2 separate regions of the Homo sapiens genome follow, and region 2 is linked to region 1. The links are chromatin loops, found by intact Hi-C in ENCODE. Cell type or tissue: PC-9. All regions are shown on one strand. Each heading gives the region's core, and the rest is flanking DNA. Links, peaks and the distances in the headings are about the cores only.

The links. A loop is a pair of places that touch in the nucleus more often than their neighbours do. Peaks named below come from ENCODE experiments on the same cell type or tissue, not always from the same donor. Only the 100,000 strongest peaks of a DNase experiment are listed, where the experiment ranks them.
Region 2: it touches region 1 in a loop (18-fold over the local background); 1 of 110 quality-filtered maps calls a loop at or near these places.

Annotation. Positions count from the first base shown.
Region 1 is chr3:9,306,807-9,311,550 of GRCh38, reverse strand. It overlaps a transcript of SRGAP3 not described here. Among named protein-coding and RNA genes, the nearest start is that of THUMPD3, 54 kb to the left of the region's middle. In PC-9, for the core only: no CTCF peak of the experiment used is centred there; DNase peaks (open chromatin) are centred at 2,880 and 4,160.
Region 2 is chr3:8,430,442-8,435,185 of GRCh38, reverse strand. All of the region lies in intron 3 of LMCD1-AS1 (LMCD1 antisense RNA 1), which reads left to right. Among named protein-coding and RNA genes, the nearest start is that of LMCD1-AS1, 69 kb to the left of the region's middle. In PC-9, for the core only: no CTCF peak of the experiment used is centred there; no DNase peak of the experiment used is centred there.

The sequences.
Region 1 (4,744 bases), core at 499-4,498:
TTGGTATATTGATGTGGCTGCTTTTGTACTGCACCTGCAGAGCTGAGTGGTTGCGACAGACTTGATGGATTGTAAAGCTCAAAATATTTACTAGCTGGCTCTTTGCAGAAAAAGTTGGCTGACCTCTATTTTACAGTAATGCCAAAGTTTCCTTCCCAAGTTGTCCTGAATAGTTTGTATTTTATGAGTGTGCACTTTTTCCTGAAGTACGTTACCTTGCACTTTACGTGTATTGAAATGTATCAGCCTCTTTTCTGCATATTCTTGCCTCTTCGCGATTATCTTCCTAGAGTTTATTACAATTAACTATTAACCATCTGGAAATTCAGGTGTCCTTTGTAAACCTGGAAGTGTCGGTGTATGTATCTTTTTTTTTTTTTTGAGCTGGAGTCTTGCTCTATCGCCCAGGCTGGAGTGCAGTGACGCAACCTGGGCTCACTGCAACCTCCACCTCCTGGGTTCAAGAGATTCTCCCACCTCAGCCTTCCGAGTAGCTGGGATTACAGGCACCCACCACCACACCCAGCTAATTTTTGTATTTTTAGTAGAGATGGGGTTTCACTATGTTGGCCAGGTTGGTCTTAAACTCCTGACTTCAAGTGATCTGCCCACCTCAGCCTCCCAAAGTGCTGGGATTACAGGTGTGAGCCACAGCACCTGGCCGACTGTATATATTATTCAGGAATCTTTAGATTGCAGGTAACAAAAACCTCATTCAAGCAGCTTAAAGAGTCAAGGGAATTATCACCTTCTATAATTGAAAAGTTAGGTTTAGGACTAGTTTCAGGTGAGGTTTGAGTTGACCTCTCAAATAATGTCCCTAAAGACCTAGTTTGATCCTTCTTTCTTCTCAGCAGTCAGCTGGTTTTCACTCTCTGGCCCTGCATGATGATTCCAGGTTCTTTTCTTGAGGTATCAACTGGTTATAGCAGTTCCAGACCTTGTAACCTTATATCACACCTTAGTGAAGAGGGGAATGTCTCTTTCACTAGCTCATGCAGAAGCACCTCTTCCCAGAAGCACTGGCAAACATCTCCTGGAGTGCCATTGGCCCTGATCGGGTTGCAGGCCCACACCTAAGCCAGTCTCTGTGGTCAAAGATGGGATACACTGATGAGCTTATGGTAACCAAGATCCACCTCTGCAGCTAGAGGTGGGTTATTCCTACCCAAACTGTGTGGCTGAAGACAACAGATAGGGATACTGTTGGCAGGAGAAGAGAGGAGTGGATGCTAGGAAAAGCACCAATAAGCATCCACTAGATTGGACATTCTACCTTTGTGCTTATACACAGCTCTGACCTTGGGGCCACTCCAATATTTACCCATGTTCATCCTGGGAAGTGTCTGTTTATTTCTACCTGTTCTTTGTGATGAAAAGGAAACCTGGTCCTGACTTGGCTCTGCTACCGATTAGCTTAATGAGCTCAGAGAAGTAACTTACTTTTCTCGTCCTCGGTTTTCTTTTCTGTATAACAAGAAAGGGATCAAACATGCTATGGTGAGTATTAATTCCACCAGTTTGTTAGGTGAGACTCAATGAGTAGATGTCAGGGTCCTCTCTAGGATGTTCTTAATGACTGTAACACCTTGTGCCCAGTACTTATTAGATGCTCAGTAAATATTTATTGCATGAATAAGTGAATGATCATGTTGGTGGACTAGCAGTTCCTTGTGGTTTTATCTCTTTTTTTTGAGACAGGGTCTCACTCTGTCACCCAGGCTGGAGTGCAGTGGTGATCATGGCTCCCTGCAGCCTCGACCTCCCATGTTCAAGCAGTCCTCCCACCACAGCCTTCTGAGTAGCTGGGACTACAGGTCTGTGCCCTCACATCTGTCTGATTTTCAAATTTTTGTAGAGATGGGGTCTCACTATGTTGCCAGGCTGGTCTGGAATGCCTAGGCTCAAGTGATCCTCCTGCCTTGGCCTCCCAAAGTGTTGGGATTACAGCCCTGAGCCACCACACCTGGCTAGCCTGTGGCTTTATCTTGATTCCTTTCAAATTTAGGTGAATGACATTGATCCTAATTTCCTGGATTCTCCCTGAAAGCGCAGGGTTGGAGGCTACTCTCTAAAGCAGTGTAATGTTAAGGAGGTGTCCTGGGTATGGCAATCAAACCGAGCAGGAAGGGGTATTATTGTCAAGGTTAACTAAAGTGCATAGAGGAAAGGAGGAAAGAGGGTAGTGAAGGTTACAGGGAAATAGGGATCAGAGGCTACTTCAGTATTAACTGCTGCCTAAGGAGACACTCCAAAAGTTAGTAGCTTAATACAACACTCTGTTGTTCCTCTTAGTTCTGTCATTTGACTAGGCAATTCTGCTGGTCTCACCCAAGGTCCCTCATGGGGTGCTCAGCCAGGATGCTAGGAGGGCTGGGTCTCACCCCACATGGTTTCTCATCATTCAGTTGTCTTGCCTGGTCTTACACAGCAAGTGAGTCCCCAAAAGGAGCATCCTGAGGGGACAAGCCTGAATGTGGAAGCACTTATCTAGCCTCTGTTTGAACCATACTTGGTAATGTTCCATTGGCCAAAGCAAAGTCATATGGCCAAGCCCAGAATCAGTGTGGGAGAGAACGACATATGAGGATGTGAATATCAGGATGCCTGGTTCACTGGGAAGCATCCAGAGAGGCTCAGGGATCCTGGTTTCTAAACCCATTGAAAGAGTGGGGCAAGGGTGTACATGATCGATGGGCTGTGGGGTTGGGATGGGGTGGAGGAGAGGCCAGGTCAAGAATGTTGACCACATTCCTGTTGACTAGCTTCATCCCTTGGTAGAGCCAAGGAATCACCGAGGAGACTATAATTCCCCATCATTTCCATCAGCCTCTGCTTCCTTTTATAGAAATACTTGGTGTCATTGCAGTCTTATTTAAGGTGCTGTGCAAACATGGCTTCAGCATAAGTTCCCAAGCTGAATATCCAACTAGACTGCTGCCTGTAAGTTCCACCTATATACACATTTTGGAATTACCACTGACCCTGTAAACAAGAGGAAATGAGATTTAGTGAATCACATGGGCCCTCAGTGATAATTGCTACCTTTGTTAAATGCTCATAAAAAGATCTGGCAGGCCCTCTTCTCTGAACTGCAGTTCTCCTTCTAGCTCTTTATTGTCCTTGGCCTTGGGAGTCATTTCAGTGCCCTTCTGATTATTTTGTTTTTCAAAGTGAAAACTTTACACACTGTTTTTCTTGGCTTTATAAATGTTATATGCTTTTTAAAACACCCAAACAACACAGACCAATATAAAGAAGAGTGTAAAATCCTCTTGAAAGTTCACCACCCAGAGGGTACCACTGTTGATGTGTTCATGAACATGCTTCAGTTGTCCCTCAGTGAACATACGTGCACACATGCAACAAATGGGATGGTGCTGTGGCCTGTTTTTTGAGACAGAGTCTAGCTCTGTCGACCAAACTGGAGTGCAGTGGCATGATCTCAGCTCACTGTAACTTATGCCTCCCGGGTTCAAGTGATTCTCCTGCCTCAGCCTCCCAAGTAGCTGGGATTACAGGCATGCACCACCACGTCCAGCTAATTTTTGTATTTTTAGTAGAGACGGGGTTTCGCCATATTGGCCAGGCTTGTCTCGAACTCCTGACCTTAAGTGATCCGCCCGCTTTGGCCTCCCAAAGTGCTGGGATTACAGGTGTGAGCTGCCACGCCCAGCCTGTGGCCTAACTTTTTAAACCCCATTTTATGAATGTGCAAATTTGTTCAATCCCACATTTATGGATACATGGGTTGTTTCTAACTTTTGCAATTCTGATTAAGTAATTTTTGATTCTCTGATTTTAAATATGCCCCTGAGGTTTTCCTTTCTCTGTCTGGAATCTATTCCTATTTTGCCAAAGATGCCATCTGTGTAGGCTTTCTTTTCTTTTGTCTCAGCAGCTTTCATCATGGACATACATTTTGTTTAGGACCTTTAATAGTACTCCTTTTATAAATGGTTTTCAAGTAATGTGTAATAGACTTTTAAAAGCTTGTTTTAATCTTCTCTTTAAATAGAGTATGCATTTTGGTTGACTAAACATTCACCTGTATAGCTGGGTCGTAGGTTCATGGGCTGCTCTCCCTCCCATTGTTCAGTCACATTGTGTGTAACCACGGTTACCAGGCTTGGTGTCATTACTTCCTTAAGGTGATTTCATGCCATCAGCATTTCCAGCCCCCAGGACCCCTGGCTGTTCACAGGCTAAACTCCTTCCAGAGGTTTGATGCCCTGGCGGTGCTGGAGTGGGGCAGGCAGTGACAGATCCTAACTGGGGGCTGGGCACAGTGGCTCATGCCTGTAATCCCAGCACTTTGGGAGGCTGAGGTGGGTGGATTGCTTGAGGCCAGGAGTTCAAGACCAGCCTGGCCAACATGGTGAAACCCCATCTCTACTAAAAACACAAAAAATAAGCCAGGCGTGATGGCACGTGCCTCTAGTCCCAACTACTCGGGAGGCTGTGGCAGGAGGACTGCTTGAGCCTGGGAGGCTGAGGCTACAGTAAGCCATGATTGCACCACTGTACTTCAGCCTGGGTAACAGAGCAAGACCCTATCTCAAAAAAGAAAAAAAAGTCATACAAGTGTGTAAAGAGCCGTGTATAATGATTACACATAAATATTTGAAAAACAAACATCTCGCTTATGAACGTATTTGAAAAACAAACATCTCTCTTAAGTCTCTAAGTTAAAAAAATACTTTATAGAATGACATGTATAATAGGTTGTCATTTTTGTGACTTT
Region 2 (4,744 bases), core at 287-4,286, 880 kb after region 1:
GTTTGCTTATGGTCAGCACTTGCTGTCATATTTAGGCACTTAGCAATCCCTTTCCTTTCTTCTTTCACAGCGTCTAGACCGGGATGCAGGCTAAGTCCACAATGCTTAGTATATTTTTATCACTCAATAACTCTATGTTGGGTGAATGAATGGTGAACGAGGTGATTGTAATGATTGGGTTTCTTTGGTTGAAAATAACAGAAATTTAAATTAAAATAGCTTAGTCAAAGAGGGGACTTCACTGGCTGATGAAACCAAACTACAGCAAGGGTGGGGATGGGACTAGCTTTGTGACAATTGGGACCAGGCACTCAGAGGCTGGCAGGGTTTCCTTGTTCTTCATCTCTCTCTCTCTCTTTGTCTGCACGATGGCTTGAATTTCTCTTCCTGGGTGCGATTCCTTCCACATCGTGTGGCCATGGCTGCCTGAAGACCTCTACCCTCATCCTGAGAGCTTACCAGACAGAGTGGAGGGCTTCTAGATTCCTCTAGAAAAATGTCAAGGAAGGACTCTGATTGGTCTGAGGAGACTGGATAAAAGCTCATCTCTTCCACCCAAATCCATGTAGACTGAGACACTACAATTAATTCTTCCAAAAACATAGTACAGTGATGGCCACTGGGGAAATATGGTGTGGACACCCACCTTAGCCAGTGCCACCTACAGCAGTGAGGATTGAAAAATTGAAGCTAGGAGACATCACAAGGCAACACTGGTCGCTGATAGCCATTATGTGCTTATTTGCTTATTCAACAACTTTATTAAGTGCCTGCCCCTTCCCAGGCTTTCATCCAGGGCCATTATGTGCATTATTTAATCGAGCCTTACAATTCTGTCAGATGGGTAGAGTAATAGTGAACTAGTGAGGTGACCCACATGTAGGGAGTTAAAGTACCTTGTCCCAGGTGACCCTGATAACAAATGGCAGAGCTAGGCTATAATCCAGCTAAGTCTTTGGAAGATTTGGATTATGGCTTCACCACCCATGGTCTCTGTGACCTTGATCCCTCAGTTTTCTTATTTTTCTCATTAGTAAAATGAGGATTGTCACAGGACCTATATGATAGGTTACAAAAATTGACTGAGATAGCTCGTGTACAGGGCTTGTCATAGAGTGTAGCCCATAGTAAGAGCCAGATTTATATATCACCTATTGTTGTGTTTTGGTTGTTGTTGTTAGTACTTTACTATTATATATTCTCCAAATCCCTGTGCTTCTCTCTGTGCTTAAAAGTGTTACATGTAAGTAGCAGAGAGGCAAGTGGTGTAAGACTTGCAGAGGAAAATGTTATTCAGAAGGAGGTGGTCAGGGAGGACTTCCTGGGTGTCATGGTCCCCTGCAAATTCATATATTGAAACCTCCAAGGTGACTATATTAGGAGGCGAGGTCTTTGACAGGTGATTAGGTCATGAGGGCTGACCTCTAATAAGTGGTGTTAGTGCCCTTTTAAAAGAGGCCTGAGAGACACCCATCACCCTTCTTCCATCTTATGAGGACAGAGTGGGAAGGTGCCATCTATGAACCAGAAAGACCTCACCAGACATCAAATCTGCCAACGCCTTGACCTTGGACTTGCCAGCCACCAGAACTGTGAGAAATATATTTCTATGGTGTATAGGCCACCCAGTGTATGGCATTTTGTTATAGCAGCCTGAATAGACTAAGACACTGAGGGAGGATATAGTCCAGCTACTCTGTTCTGAAAAACCAGGAGATGGCTAGAGTTTCCTCTCTGCTGCCAAGAATAGTGGCACCCGATTGCCTGGGAAGGAAGGTGATATGGTTGATCTTACATTTACTTTATTCTGCTTCCAAGGAGGCTGATGCTATGGGTCTGAGGCTCTAGGATTCAGGATTCAGGACTCTGATGTTTTTACTGGGAGATCCATTTCCTTCTTTACTCTGAGGCATCGATGGGGAAAGGGGCCCTCTACTTTGCCCCACTGGGCTACCCTTCAGTTAATATTAGTGAATCTTAGCACCCCGTCTGTATTTATTTAGTCATGGGCCTGAATTGTTCCTCCTGCAGCCAGTACTGTCTGGGAAACAGTGGAGGCAGCAGTGACTACAGGGCCTGCAAAAGCTGCTCAGCAAACAGGACACAGCCTCACTTGCTAGCCAAGAATTCAAGTCACCCTGAAGCCACACAGACCCTAAGATGCCCACAGTCTCAGCTTTCTGCATCCTCAGCAGAAAGGCTCCCTTACCTCGTCCCCTTCCCATTCCACGCCCAGGCTCACCCTCTATGTTCCCCTCCCTTCTTCCCTCCCTGCCTTCTTCCTCCCTTCTACTTTCCCTTATCTCTCTCTCTTGCTTCTCTATCTCCAACTTAATTCCCTTTCTCTCCTCTCTTCTCCCTTCCCTTCCTTTCTCCCTCCCATCCCTATTCTGGCAAAAGCTGAGCTGGGGATCTATTGTTGCATTCTTAATGGAAGGATTATTCAATTATTAGAGGCAAATGAAAGCTACCAGGTCTCCTCTCCACTGCCCCACTGCTGGGACATTTATTACATACCATCTGAACTCTGCTGCATGCGCACTTGTGGCTCAGCAAGTGGGCACAGAAACAGCCCTCCACTCTGTCCTGTGAGTTCGTGCATCACAACCACCTCTGCTTTTAGAAGCTTCAACAACCACTTTATATGAAAGGATCAATGAGGTAGCAGTTAAAATGTCCAATCAGACAAGAAAGACCAGCAGATAAAATTGGGAGAGAGACATGACCCAATGGGATTCCAGACACAAGGCACTGTCGGGATGCTGAGCTCACCAGATTCTTGTACTGAGTTGACTGGAGATGGAGGTCTGTATCATTGTATTTCTGGCTGACCTCATACCCTGAACACTACTCATCTAATCAGTGAGAAAGTGTTTCTAACATCTCCTCTGCTAATTAATGGTCCTCTAGAGCATATTTAAATAGAGATGTTTGAAATGCTTGAGGTGGCAGCTTCTGGAGATTGAACTCCTGATTAGAGTCCATCAGATGCTAAACAAACCTCCCTGGGGTATGGATTCCTGATTAGGGAACTTCAAATGTTAATAAACTGTCCCAAGAAGTAGATTAAAGGTAAGTTGAATACTTACATATTTATATCTATAGCTAGTACTCTCTCTGTCTCTCGTCTGTGTTTATAACAAGTACTTTAAAGTAATTTAAAATATCTACCTTATCCTCATCCTCATTGCTCATGTGGTAGAACTTTGTAAGTACAACCTCATGTCTAGAAGACATAGTGCATTTCTGTTTTCTTTGCTTTTTCACTATTAACTTTACTCAGATGTCACCAGTTTCTAGGCTCATGCTTTTGTTCTGTTCTAGGATCTAATTCAGTGAACTTCAATACATTTAGCTAGTGTATCTCCCTAATCTCCTCTGGTCAGTCTGTCTTTGTTTTCCATGACTTTGACAGTTTTAAAGAGCACTGGTCAGGTGTCTTGAAGAATGTCCCTCAATTTGGTTTTGTTTGATATTTTCTCATGATTAGACCAGGGTTATGGACTTTTGGAAAGAATATTACAGAGGGGAAATCTTCTCATCACTTCAAACCAGGGGATACAAGAGAGGACTTGTTAAAAGTAGTGTTTGCCAGCTTTCTATTTCCCCCATTCCAGGCTCTTTTCTTTGGAGGAGAGTCTGAGAGTTGAGTCCACACTCAATGGGAGGAGGGTGATGTTTTACCTCTTCCTCCTGGAGGGGAAGCTATCTACTTATATTATTTGTAATTATTCTACAGAGGATGATTTATCCCTTCTTCCCATTTATTGGCTTATTCTATTGCTTGTATCAGTATGGACTCATATATTTATTTTATACTTTGGATTGTAACCTAGTACTATGCTATTTATTTATGCTTTGTTCAAATTGTTCCAGGTTTGGCCATTGGCAGCAATTTCAGATTGGCTCTAGTATTAGTTCCCTATTGCTGTTGTAACAAATTACTATAAACTTCATGGCTTAAAACAAGACAGATTTATTATCTCACAGTTCTGGAGGCTCGAAGTCCAAAGTCTCACCGGGCTAAAATCAAGGTGCTGGCTGGGCTGCGATCCCTTCTGGAGACTCTAGTTGAGGACCCCTATGTTTGCCTTTTCCAGCTTCTAGAGGCCTCCCCCAACATTTCCTGGCTCATGATCCCCTTTCATCTTCAAGACCAGAAATTCCGTCACTCAGTCCTCTGCTTCCATCTCTGACTCTGACCTTCCTGCTTTTCTCTTTTACTTATTAGGACGCTTGTGATTACATTCTCTCCACCCCCCACCCCAGATCACCCAGGCAGTCTCCCTGTTTTAGTCGACTCAGGCTGCAAAGCAGTCATAACAAAATATCACAAATAGGGTGGCTTAAGCAACAGAAATTCATTTCTTACAGTTCCGGAGGCTGAGAAATCCAAGATCAAGGTGCTGTTTGATTTAGTACCCAGTAAGGGCTCTTCTCCTCACCTACAGACGGCTGCCTTCTCACTGTGTCCTCACATGGCAGAGAGAAAGTGCCAGTGAACTGTCTGGTGTCTCTTGTTATAACACCATGAGCCCTCTCAGCTTAGAGCTCCTACTCTTATGACCTTATTTAATATTAATTATCTCCTTTATGCCCTATCTCCAAATGTAGTCCCATTAGGGATTAAGGCTTCTATGTATGCATTTGGGCTGGGGAGGCACAATTCTGTCCATAGCACTTCTCATCTCAAGATCTGTAACTTAATTGCATCTGCAAATTCCCTTTGCCATGTAGGGTAACA